Linked DNA regions of Homo sapiens: regions 2, 3 and 4 are each linked to region 1. A link is a contact called in ENCODE Hi-C or POLR2A ChIA-PET data. All regions are on one chromosome and are shown on one strand. Each heading gives the region's core, a stretch centred on a gene start or an enhancer-like site at or near the end of the contact. The rest is flanking DNA. Distances are from core to core; before and after follow the strand shown. Region 1 has its middle 23 kb from the start of LINC01063. Region 2 overlaps PAK2 (p21 (RAC1) activated kinase 2). Region 3 overlaps PAK2 (p21 (RAC1) activated kinase 2). Region 4 overlaps PAK2 (p21 (RAC1) activated kinase 2).

The links. A loop is a pair of places that touch in the nucleus more often than their neighbours do. ChIA-PET counts read pairs that join two places held with the same protein, here RNA polymerase II (POLR2A). Pooled maps may share reads with other maps.
Region 2: a map of PC-9 shows a loop between it and region 1 (5-fold over the local background). The contact joins two enhancer-like sites. A Hi-C loop is called at or near these places in 1 of 168 maps with a recorded cell type or tissue (PC-9), 4 of 37 single-sample maps with no recorded cell type and 10 of 50 pooled maps. POLR2A ChIA-PET finds 5 or more read pairs at or near these places in 2 of 52 experiments (H1 and activated CD4-positive, alpha-beta T cell).
Region 3: a pooled map shows a loop between it and region 1 (2.0-fold over the local background). The contact joins two enhancer-like sites. A Hi-C loop is called at or near these places in 1 of 50 pooled maps. POLR2A ChIA-PET finds 5 or more read pairs at or near these places in 2 of 52 experiments (GM12878 and H1).
Region 4: a loop to region 1 is called in a pooled map, with 1.9 times the contacts of the local background. The contact joins two enhancer-like sites. A Hi-C loop is called at or near these places in 1 of 168 maps with a recorded cell type or tissue (B cell), 2 of 37 single-sample maps with no recorded cell type and 5 of 50 pooled maps. POLR2A ChIA-PET finds 5 or more read pairs at or near these places in 14 of 52 experiments (AG04450, CD4-positive, alpha-beta T cell, CD8-positive, alpha-beta T cell and 9 more).

The regions. Positions count from the first base shown.
Region 1 is chr3:196,608,310-196,611,346 of GRCh38, forward strand. No RefSeq gene overlaps it. Among named protein-coding and RNA genes, the nearest start is that of LINC01063, 23 kb to the right of the region's middle. Within about 2 kb of position 1,647, at least 7 of the 41 ENCODE cell types and tissues checked have a DNase peak (open chromatin) inside an H3K27ac peak, as active enhancers do.
Region 2 is chr3:196,791,496-196,794,532 of GRCh38, forward strand. The region is part of intron 2 of PAK2 (p21 (RAC1) activated kinase 2); the gene reads left to right. Among named protein-coding and RNA genes, the nearest start is that of PAK2, 53 kb to the left of the region's middle. Within about 2 kb of position 1,441, at least 5 of the 41 ENCODE cell types and tissues checked have a DNase peak (open chromatin) inside an H3K27ac peak, as active enhancers do.
Region 3 is chr3:196,773,077-196,776,113 of GRCh38, forward strand. The region is part of intron 1 of PAK2 (p21 (RAC1) activated kinase 2); the gene reads left to right. Among named protein-coding and RNA genes, the nearest start is that of PAK2, 35 kb to the left of the region's middle. Within about 2 kb of position 1,520, at least 5 of the 41 ENCODE cell types and tissues checked have a DNase peak (open chromatin) inside an H3K27ac peak, as active enhancers do.
Region 4 is chr3:196,753,263-196,756,299 of GRCh38, forward strand. The region is part of intron 1 of PAK2 (p21 (RAC1) activated kinase 2); the gene reads left to right. Among named protein-coding and RNA genes, the nearest start is that of PAK2, 15 kb to the left of the region's middle. Within about 2 kb of position 1,474, at least 2 of the 41 ENCODE cell types and tissues checked have a DNase peak (open chromatin) inside an H3K27ac peak, as active enhancers do.

The DNA of each region.
Region 1 (3,037 bases), core at 397-2,896:
TCTAAGAAACCATTGTCTAGTTCAAAGTCACAAAGATTTACTCCTTTGTTTTCTTCAAAGGGTTTTACAGTTTGATCTCTCACATTTAGGTCTATGAGAATTTAGAATTATTTTTTTGTTTATGGTGTGAGGTAGGAATTCAACTTCATTCTCTTACATGTGGATATTCACATGAACTATAATCTGTTCAATCATTTCTCCTTTACTGTTATTTTCTTCTGAGGCTTTTAAAAGGGGATATATTAGAGACCCAATGTATTGTCTCGATTGCCTAGCTGATGTCACATATTTTTTACTTGAAAAAATGTCTTTATCGTGTTTACTGCTCTGTCTTGTGTTAATTCACAAATTTTCTCTTTGTGCTCAGTATGGAGTTTATTCTATTAGATTTTAAAAGTCATTAAACATATGTCATGTTCGTAAGATTTCTAACCCATTTTTTTCTCATTTAAAAATAAACTAATGAATTTACTATTTTTGAATATGAAACATAGGCACACAGCACAGAATTCAAAGAATAAAAAATACAATGATGAGGTTATTGGCTTTAAAAATATTTACCTGTTCTTGTTTCATTTTTGTTAGTTCTTGTTTCATAACTTTGTTATAATGTGTGTTATTTATAGAGCTATAAGTGTGTGTGCAGGGGGAGTTGGTAGAAGACAACATAGGTCACAGCCTGTGCAAGGAAGAATAGTGGGAGACAGAAATAAAGAGGTAAGTTGGGGTCAGTTTGTGGACTTTGGAATAAAAGGGAAGAAAACAGTTGTCGAAGAGTATGAAGCTTATTATCTTAGCCATGTAGTCTTTGAATAATTTTTTTACCACTTAATAAACATTGTGCTTTAAGAAGGCTAAAATGCTTCAGATATACCAAAGGGAGGAGATGGGTAGTCTAGGCCTCATTAAAAGGCTTCCATCTCAGGTGGGTACCCAACCACCTTATACTTCCTTGACCCCTTTTCACAGGCCTGTATGCTGATTATAAGCCAGACGTTTCAGACATTTTGTGAAAAGATTTTAGTGTCTGGCTATATTTAAATGCTCTGTTTTATCACTTACCCTTCAAAGTCCCCTCCTCTCCTGCCCCTGATGTGGCCACTCTGAAAGGAGTCCCTCTCCCCGGGATCCAACAGTGTTCTCCCAGCAGGGGGCAGCAGCGGCACATGTCAGGTGCCCAGGGGAGGGTGGGGTGCCAAGGGGTGCCCTGTGGGGAGGAGCTTGCATGAGGAAACACATGGAATGGAAAAAGTAAACTAGTTCCTCAGTCCCACTTCAGAGTCAAACCCGCACCTGTGGTGAGTTGAGCCACAAATATGTTTTCTCTAAAGCTGGCAGCCGTTTATTTTGGAAGGAGGAAGATGCACTCAATACTATTGAGGACCTGGCTTTTTTTTCTTTGCTTTTTCCTAATTTCTTATCCTCTGCTTCGGCCATAAATGTTCTAGTTTCTCTCACTCTTCTCTTTCCCTTCCTTCATGTCCAACATTTTCCCATTTTTTTCCCAATGGTCAGGAGTATAGGTCTGGCCAAATAATCACCTTCTAGTAATAAGAATATTTCTGGAAATAAGAAACACAGCATAAGGGAAGGGAAAAGCTGGTTGGCTCCCCCAGTTCCTCACCTACCCCAGAGGCATCACACTGATCTCCAAGACTATCATCACCCGGAAGGCAAAGGCCTCTCACAATTTCTTACACATCTCTATGTTCCCCACTCACTTGCTAGACTGGATGAGAACATAGACACCCACCTGCAATCTGGTCTATAGCTTTGTCCACACCCGCATGGCATGTGGAGAAGGAATGCCTGGGGGTAGGACCTGGGGGGCTGGGGATCAAAACACTGTAATGAGGGGTAGTTTTGCAGAAATCCCCAAAAATGTGATCCTAGGACCTTCTCACTGCTTCTCCCTGAAATCCACTGTTACAATGCCCTTATACTATCTCGGTATCTAGGTGTACCACAGTAGAGGCAGCGTGGTAACTGTGTGACCTCTAACCTAGTCCCACCATGGCCAAGGTGACAAACATGTACATGGGAGTTTATCATCTTGGGCGTGGTTGAACTAGGTTAGAGGTCACATAGTTAATTTTGGGCAAGTCACTTGCCTTCTCTGGGCCTCAGTTTTCTTTTCTTTTTTTTTTCTGAGACAGAGTCTCACTCTGTTGCCCAGGCTGGAGTGCAGTGGCGTGATCTCAGCTTACTGCAAGCTCCACCTCCCGGGTTCATGCCATTCTCCTGCCTCAGCCTCCCGAGTAGCTGGGACTACAGGTGCCCACCACCATGCCCGGCTAATTTTTTTGTATTTCTAGTAGAGACGGGGTTTCACCGTGTTAGCCAGGATGGTCTCGATCTCCTGACCTCGTGATCTGCCCGCCTCGGCCTCCCAAAGTGCTGGGATTACAGGCGTGAGCCACCACGCCCGGCCCTCAGTTTTGTTATCTATAAATGGGTATTAATAATGCCTTTCATAAATATCTCACAGAGGACGGGCGCAGTGGCTCATGCCTGTAATCTCAACACTTTGGGAGGCCAAGGCTGGAGGATTGCTTGAGGCCAGGAGTTTGAGACCAGCCTGGGCAACAAAGTAAGACCCCATCTCCACAAAAAATAAGAATTAGCTGGGCATAGTGGTGCATGCCTGTAATCCTAGCTACTTGGGAGGCTGAGGCAGGAGGATCCCTTGAGCCCAGAAGGTGGAGGCTGCAGTGAGCTGTGATCGTGCCACTAGACTCTAGTATGGTGACAGAGTGGCGCCTTGTCTCTAAAATATAATAAAAATAAATACCTCACAGACGTGAGATACTCAAGTAAGATAATAATGTGAAAAGTTTGCATTTATGGTGGAGTGTTTTTAAAACATTATTTATCATTACTAGCTCTTTTTCAAGAGCACTTTGGCCCTTGTCTCATGGGCATGTTGCTTGAATTTCAGCCAAAGGATTAGGTGTTGGGACAAGTTGGCTTAAAAACATCTTTTAAAATTTATTTTAATTTATTTTTAGAGATATGGTCTCTCTATGTTGCCCAGGCT
Region 2 (3,037 bases), core at 191-2,690, 180 kb after region 1:
AATATGACTAGGCCTTAGACACAACAGGAACCAGGAATACTCTTGCTAGATATGTTATCTCTCACCCTTCTTTTTATATTTTTTTCTTATTTTATATTTCTTATTTCAGAATGTTTTTTCTTTATGTGTTAAGAAATATAATTCCTGGGCCGGGCGTGGTGGCTCACGCCTGTAATCCCAGCACTTTGGGAGGCCGAGGCAGGTGGATCACGAGGTCAGGAGATCAAGACCATCCTGGCTAACAAGGTGAAACCCCGTCTCTACTAAAAATACAAAAAGTTAGCCAGGCGTGGTGGCGGGCCCCTGTAGTCCCAGCTACTCGGGAGGCTGAGGCAGGAGAATGGCGGGAACCCAGGAGGCGGAGCTTGCAGTGGAGCTGTGATCGCGCCACCGCACTCCAACCTGGGCGACAGAGCGAGACTCCGTCAAAAAAAAAAAAAAAGAAATAGAATTCCTGGGCTCAGTTTCTTACAACTTCAGACACTAGTGATAGACTGATTCTCAGGGAGCCGAGTCTGGCTTAGCTGCTCAGGTGGCTGCCCCTGCACCAGTTGCTGGAGGGTGTGTGGGAAGCTGTGCTGACCTGGCTTGAGTTAGGTGCCCACCTCGGACCAGTCATCTGTGACCATAGTCGTGTAAGAAAATGGCATCTTTCCCAACTATCTGCATAGAGGAAAGGTGAGGGAAGTTTCCAAAAGTAGGATGCTGAGCAGATTTTTTTAAAAGAAAGAACACATATAATCATAGTACATTAAATTGTAAACTACTAGTTTATCGTTAACTAATAAATAATTTCTCCTGTATGTAGGGTATTCCGTTAGAAGCCAAGGGACATAAAGAAATGTTGAGTGCACGACCTCAAATTACTCAAAGTCTAGTGAAAATTGAGAGAGAGGTAATTTATGATAGACGTATTAATAATTGTGTTTCAGTAAAGAGAATCCAGGCTTAACAGTTTCCTTTCCCTCTGCTCCTGTCCATAACCAGCATTCCCTTCCCTCTCACTGTGACCAGATCTCTTTTAAGTTACATGCCTAGAGAGGAGATGGACATTTGAGCATAAATCCCTCATTACTAGTTAAATAAGTATTATTGTGTTTCCTACCAATACTAAACTAGTAGTATCTTTGTAAACAAAGAAGAGCATACGGTAACATTTCCAGTCTTATATGTATAGACTTATCAAACAGCATGATTTTTAACTCTTTGATATTAGAAGAATCTTCTGGTTAAACACAGCATGTTGACCACATACAGAAGCATTCTATTTACTCTCCCTCCCAAGACCCAACTAAAATGACAGAAAAAAATATATATATATACACACACACACACACGGTCAAAGAGAAAAAGAGAGGAGACAGTATTGTGAAAGAGGCTTCAGTACACATTTGGAAGGCAGAAGTGGTGGAAAATTGGCACCTGACTCAGCAGGACAGAGAAACACATAACCTAAGCGTTTGCAGAGGGGAATCTGTGAGAAGGGAAACAAGTTTCCCTTGTAGAAATTCTGGAAGCTCAAGATTTAGAGGCACACGACACTGTGTCGGAGTGGGGGTAGGATGCACTACACATGCTGAGGAGAAGGGGGATTAGTTGAAAATCAACATCGAAAGTGTCAAAGGCCCCCCAGGACTCCTCCTTTACACCCCACACATCCATGTAAGTGTTATCCCCATCCTCCGGAAGGAAAAAAGAATAAACTGGGATTTACATTTATTTCCAGAGAATTTAAACCACAGAAGCCTCTGTTCTTATCAGGGGAGTCAGGAAAAGTTGAAGCACCAGAATAAAGCAGGTGACTTCATGCAAGTCAGCATTTTCAACTCCTTTCCCCATCCTGCTTTCAGAATACCTGCAGCCTGACTCACAGCCTCAGACAGGAGATTGGAAGATTTTTCTCTGGATAAACAATGGCCTGGGGAAAAAAATACTTTAGGTACCTTGCATGCATGCTGTCCTTATCTTTAGTGTTAAGGTTGGCTTAACTCCCAGTTAGCTTTTTAATACTTTCTATATGAGTAGACAGTACAGGATCACCCGACATTTATGAAAAACCCTTTATAAATGAGAGGGAGAGTCCAAAACAATAGGGATAAAAACAGGAACTTAAAAGAAATAGACAGTGTAAGGAGAAAAAAAACCCCAAACTGCAGCCTGTGCATACACACATACTGTATAATCGTCAAAGAGAGGAGATAGAGGAATCCATGAAACAAGAAAAGAGTTCGCAGAGAAAGAATGATCAGAGAACAATGGAAAACAGTTCTTGGAATATCAACATTTAAAATTACCAAAACAAACAAAAGATAGCAATAGAAAGAAGAGTGGAAGATAATCAAGAAAATTCTCCCTGCTGGAGCGGTGGCTCACACCTGTAATCCCAGCACTTTGGGAAGCCAAGGTGGGTGGATCACTTGAGATCAGAAGTTCGAAACCAGCCTGGTCAACATGGTGAAATCCCATCTCTACTAAAAATACAAAAATTAGCTGGGCTCGGTGGCGTACACCTGTAATCCCAGCTACTCAGGAGGCTGAGGCAGGAGAATCACTTGAACCTGGGAGGCGGAGGTTGCAGTGAGCCAAGATTGCGCCATTGCACTCCAGCCTGGGCAACAGTGCAAGACTCTGTCTCAAATAAAAAAAGAAAAGAAAATTCTCTCAAAGAATTAAACAGAAATACAAAGATGGAAAATATGAGAGAAAAGATAACAGTTAAAAGATCTGACTAATGACAATTAAGTGGAGGACATAGTGACTTCTAGCTCTAAAATGGTGGTGTAGAAGCACACTGGCTTCACTCACTCTGCCCTGCCACCACAGAAAACCAAGAACATACAGCACTAAGATGATCACCAGCAACATCCAAGAACTCAGATATGAGAAGGAGACAGTTCCCAGGGGCACAGAGAAATGAAAGAACTCCAGGCATGCTGTAAGAATCGGACTTCCGTATCTGCAACACCCGTTCCCCCTGTCCGCCTGGCGCCAAGTGTGGGAAAATCTCCCCCAATTCACAGTGTCTACACAGGAAAAA
Region 3 (3,037 bases), core at 270-2,769, 160 kb after region 1:
AGTCTCCTTCAGCAGACAATTGAGGAATTGTTTGTGTTTGAGTCGTGTCACAGTTAAACAGTGGGCCTCTTAGAAGAGTACAGTGTGTTTTGGGCACACTTTTTGTTTCGCCTACTTGTTTTTCACTGAAAAGTAGCAAAAAGTGTTTGAACAGATTTAGAGAGAGGCACTACTTACCGTTTGCTCTTTTTTTTGTAAAACATTTGTTACTAATGGTTAAGCAAAACATAAGGTAAATCAGTATTTTACCATGAATTATTTTTATACCTAATATTGTTTTTGGCTAACATATAAGATGAACATAAGGAACCTTATCACAGTCTCATTTGGTACTTTTCAGGCATTTGACACTGTCAGAAGTAGCAATTCACACACAAAAAATACTGTTTTATGGAAAAGAGAACTGAAGGTCATGAATCAGCTGTGAGGGGAAAAGTATAAATCTTTCTAAATATATTTTTGTTAATATGGGGTAGTTGATGTTGTCTAGTGCTGTTTGATTAAGAAAACAAGTTCAGGCCGGGCACAGTGGCTCATGCTTGTAATCCCAGCACTTTGGGAGGCCGAGGTGGGTGGATCACCTGAGGTTAGGAGTTTGAGACCAGCCTGACCAATATAGTGAAACCCCATCTCTACTCAAAAATACAAAAATTAGCCAGACGTGGTGGTATCCGCCTCCCAGCTACTTGGGAGGCTGAGACAGGAGAATTGCTTGAATCCAGGAGGCAGAGGTTGCAGTGAGCCAAGATCACGCCACTGCACTCCAGCCTGGGCGACAGAATCTCAAAAAAAAGCAAAACAAAACAACAAATTCAATTAGCCGGGCGTGGTGGCGCACTCCTGTAATCCCAGCTACTCGGGAGGCTGAGGCAGGAGAATCCAGGAGGTAGAGGTTACAGTGAGCCGAGATCACGCCACTGCACTCCAGCCTGGGGACAGAACGAGACTCCGTCTCAAAAAAAAACAACAACAAAAAAAATCTGTGGACACAGTATGGTACCATAAATCAGTAAACATTGCCTAATACATGCACAGTACCTGCCTTTGAATTGCTTGAGGTCTTAGGTAGGAAAAGCAGATAAAATAACTAAGGGTTTATAGTTGTAATTCATTGCCGAAGAATGGCCCAGTATATTAGCATAAGTAAGAAAAAAGAGCCTGAGATTCAGAGTTGTTAGGAAACTTGAGTTCTAGTCTTAGTTCTGTTAGTAATTAGATTTATGTGCCTTTAGGCTAACCACTTACTTTTGGGTAAGTTGGTTTTTTTTCACATATAAAACAAGGCAGATGGACTAGATGACTTAATCCTTTACAATCTTAATACCGTGTGAATTTGTTTTCCTGTGTAACTCGAGTTTAGAGGATGTGAGGGATCTTTTTGGGCAAGGACTGACCTCAGGAAGGAAATCATTTTCACTAAGCCTTGAAAGATTTGGTTGGGTAGATAAAAGGAAAAAGAAAAGCTAAGAATGCAGAAATAGATACATAAAAATTATTTAGGCCAGGAAAGTCTTTGGTGTATTTGAGGAATATGAGGCATAGGATTGACATGGTGCAGTCACGTGAGATGAAATTGACTCAGCAGTTCAGAGTTCAGTGGCCCTAATGCCAGAGTTTAGTCCTCAGTCTGTAGGTTATGGGCAGCTAGTCAGGACGATGTGTAGCCAGGGAGAGTCATAGCACTTGTTACCTTTAGTCAACTTCTGCATGATAATTAAGGTATATTTAACCAATTCTGACTTCTTTCTCCCAACAAAAAAACTGAACACAGAGAAACCCTCTAGGGAGCTAGTTATTAGGTGGTGCAAAAGTAATTGCAGTTTTTGTCATTACTTGTAATAGAAACTACTTTTGCACCAACCTAATAGAATTTCTTCCACTCAACAACAACTGAAAACATAGAGACTGAGAGAAATCCAGAGATGATGTGGTAAATCCCCAGCTAAGCAGCTGGTAGAGGCATCAGTATTGTATCCAAGGCCATGCTTATATTTATTGAGATCTAGTCACTCGTGGTATATTAGAATTGTGGCGGCATGGTTGTCATCTTGAATAATTTCATTAGGGACATCTCTGACTCAAGTTTACTATTAAATTAGGGTTTTGTTCAGGCAAGTATTGCTTAAAGGGTACGTCATGTTAATTGGAATTTCCTTGAGACAGCTCATTCAGCATGATAGTGTGTAGTCACTAAAAAGTTCCGAAAAACACAACGCTGTGGTTCCTCTTTAGTTCTATTAGACTGAGTATGTACAGAACATAAGTTACTGCATAGTATACTAACATTGAACAGTAGAAAAAATATTTATTTATTTATTTTTTTTGAGACGGAATCTCACTCTGTGGCCCAGGCTGGAGTGCAGTGGTACGATCTCGGCTCACTGCAAGCTCCGCCTCCCGGGTTCAAGCAATTCTCCTGCCTCAGCCTCCCGAGTAGCTGGGACTACAGGCGCCCACCACCACAACCGGCTAATTTTTGTATTTTTAGTAGAGACGGGGTTTCACCATGTTGGCCAGGATGGTCTCGATCTCTTGACCTTGTGATCTGCCCGCCTCAGCTTCCCAAAGTGCTGAGATTACAGGCGTGAGCCACCGAAGGATAACCAAAATGTAAGGAAAGGCTGTGTTCTGAAAGTTGCTGTGTAATGTCATTTGCTTAGAATTTAGCATTGCTTCTCATGAATGAAAATGTCTCTCTGGCTCAGCCGTGAAAAAGCCTTCTGACCTTTCTGATACTGTAATGAAAAGCAGTATGGTAAATACCATTGCATGCATTTGGGTTTTCAACATGTTAAGGATTGAAGAGGTTTCTGTACCCTAGCTTGGAAATCTAGCTGTTGCTTATTTGTTCTGTTAAAATGTGTTCTGTCGAGTATAAGATGAAATAAATATGAGTCTTCTGCCACCTCCGTAAAACATCAAAGCATTTGGGGTATGTAGGTGAAGGGTAAAGATGGAGTACGCTTTAAAGCAGCAGTTCTCAAAGTGTGGTCTGCAATACCGTGGGGGAGTCTGATGTCAAAACCTTTTTCCGAAT
Region 4 (3,037 bases), core at 224-2,723, 140 kb after region 1:
AAAAATCTTATAATCTTCAGATATAAGAAGGTTGCCCAGTTTGGAGTGCAGTGGTGCAACCTCAGCTTGCTGCAGTCTTTCAGGCAGTCCTCCCATCTCAGCCGCCTGAGTAGCTGGGACTACAGGCACATGCCACCACACCCGCCTAATTTCTGGGCTCACGTGATCCTATCTTCCTGCCCCAGCCTCCCTAAGTGCTGGGATTGCAGGTGAGAGCCACCACACCTGGCCTAATTATTTCTTTTATCTCGCTAATTACATTTAGTATTAACACAAGTTATTGAAACCTTGTTTATGTGAATTCATTGCTCATTGCCAGCTTTCTGTTTTACATTTAAATTCATTAGTCATGTATACCATCTAGTGTACATTTTCAGCTAGTATTTTCACTAGGAGTACCTGGAAGCCACATTTAATGATTTAGATTGCTAACTTCCCTCAGAAATTCTGTTGATGTTGTTCTATCGCCTTGCATTAATCATTTTGTTTTTTTCCTGTGCCTGGATGGTGGTAGGAATTTTCCTTTTTCTTTTTTTAAAAATATTTTGACAGATTCTGTCTTGTACATGTTCACTAATGTTGCCTGAAACATTAGTTCCTTATGATCTTTGTACTTGGTGCTTTTTAAAAAATTTCCAATAATACTTTTGGTGATTACTTTTGTTTCAATTGTTCTGTTTCCTTCCTTGAAAACACATGTAATTATTAGGTTGGCTCACCATTTCTGTCCCCTATGTGAACTGCTCAAAAGTTTGCCCTTTTTTACCACTCGTTTGATTTTTCTTTTTCACTTCTAATGTTGGCTTTATTTCTGCTATTGCAATCTTAATTTCTTAGTATCCTTTTAAAATTTATCTCACTTTTCTTAAATTATCTTATCTCATCCTGGTTTCTTCTCTCCATATACTCCTGTTTTGTGTCATTTGCTAAATTGTGACTGGAAGTTCCTGAAGTAATTTACCTTGTAAGTTAGGTTCTGCTTTTGTGTGAAGGGTAATCTTCCTTGTGGTTTTCTTTTGCTATTAGGATCAGTGCTGGATTTCTTACTGCCTACTTACCATTGAACAGTAACTGTTATGTCCTGTCTCATGTGCATTTGTCAGAGATGTGTGTGTGTTTTCCTTGCCTCTCCAGGGGACTGGAGTTCTGATGAAACCGCTTCTCAGATGTATTTCTGAGGGATAAATACACAGCTCCCGGCCTGATTTCCAGTGATGAACAGACATTCCTCTTCATATGGTATTCTGGGCTAGGGTAGTAGGATCTTACCCTACCCTGTTTCTGTCTTTGTGAGTCTGAACTGATGATGTATGAGAGTGGCCCTCATTTCTAGCATGTGCTGCTGTTACAGGTTTTCTGATTCTGATCTTACACCCACAACATAACACTCTCCTTGTTACTTCACTAAACCTCCCAGGAAGCAGTGTGTCCATTCGGGTTTTCCTGCCCTTACACAGCCCCGCTGGAACCTTACCTGCACACGGGCGCAGACACACACTTCCTGGTTTGCTTTCTGGAATTTGCGCCTGGTAATCTCCCTGAATGTATGTTGAGAGATCACAGAAGATAAGGAACTGTGGCTGCCACAAAAACTGCCTCTGTGTAGCAAGGAGTGGCTGACCAATTCTTGATTCTGCTTTGATTCTTCAAAGCCGACTCTGAGTCTCCAAATAAAGCGATGGCTAGTAGGGAGAGACAAGATATCTTCATAGTTCTTTTAGGCAGATGATTGAACTTTGTTTTATGAGGCAGAGCATGGCTGGGTCACGAGTCTTTTTGCAGTACAGTTGACCTTAAAGCTAATTGAAATCCTTCAAAGATCTCATATAAATTGTATTGGTGGAGATTTGGGACAGACTACGTTGGAGATTTCTGATTTGATAGCATTATTTACTAGAGTAAACCTGTTCCAATTTTTTGAAACTTAGGTAATCACTTAAGTAGTAACATCAGTCTTGACCTTCATCTTTTAATAAAAGATTTTACCTCAGATTGATAGATTTTCACTTTGGTAGTAGGAGAATGGTATCTTGTTCCATTTTGCATCTGTTTGATAAATCTAGTGAGGCTGAAAATTTTTCCTATGTCTATGGACCCTCCCTCCCCATTTTTCCATTTTGAATTGCTATTTGGGGTTCATGGCCAAAATTAGGAAAAACTAGACTTCAGAGTGTTTACGCATTTCTTCTTCCGACTTTTTTTTTTTTTTTTTTGAGATGGAGTTTGGCTCTTGCTGCCCAGGCTGGAGTGCAGTGGCACAATCTCGGCCCTCTGTAACCTCTACTTCCCGGGTTCAAGTGACTCTCCTGCCTTAGCCTCCTGAGTAGCTGGGATTATAGGTATGTGCCACCACGCCTGGCTAATTTTGTATTTTTAGTAGAGATGGGGTTTCTCCACGTTGGTCAGGCTGGTCTCGAATTCCTGACCTCAGGTGATCCGCCTGCCTCAGCCTCCCAAAGTGTTGGGATTACAGGCGTGAGCCACTGCACCCAGACTTCTTCTTTTTTTTTTTGAGACGGAGTCTCGCTTTGTTGCCAGCCTGGAGTACAGCGGCATGATCTTGGCTCACTGCAACCTCCGCCTCCTGGGTTCAGGCGATTCTGCTGCCTCAGCCTCCTTAGTAGCTGGGGTTACAGGCGAGCACCACCATGCCTGGCTAATCTTTGTATTTTCAATAGAGACGGGGTTTCACTGTGTTGGTCTGGCTGGTGTTGAACTCTTGACCTCATGATCCGTCTGCCTTGGCCTCCCAAAGTGCAGGGATTACAGGTGTGAGCCACCGCACCCGGCCCCTTCCAACTTTTTAAGTAATCTTTCTTGTTGCTGACTTGTTGTCTCCCTGTTCCCTACCGTCAGGCAGTTTTGAAGCATTTTCTGAGCCTCGCCACTTGACTTCCTTTACGCTTTGTCATTGTTTCAGTTTTTTAATGTGGTGATTGAGTGAAAGCCAAGGGGAAGAAGAAAAAGAGAAAAAAGGGTCACATTTGAATTACAAAATGCCTTTACACTCCCTGTGTCCTCTGTATATAGATACCTT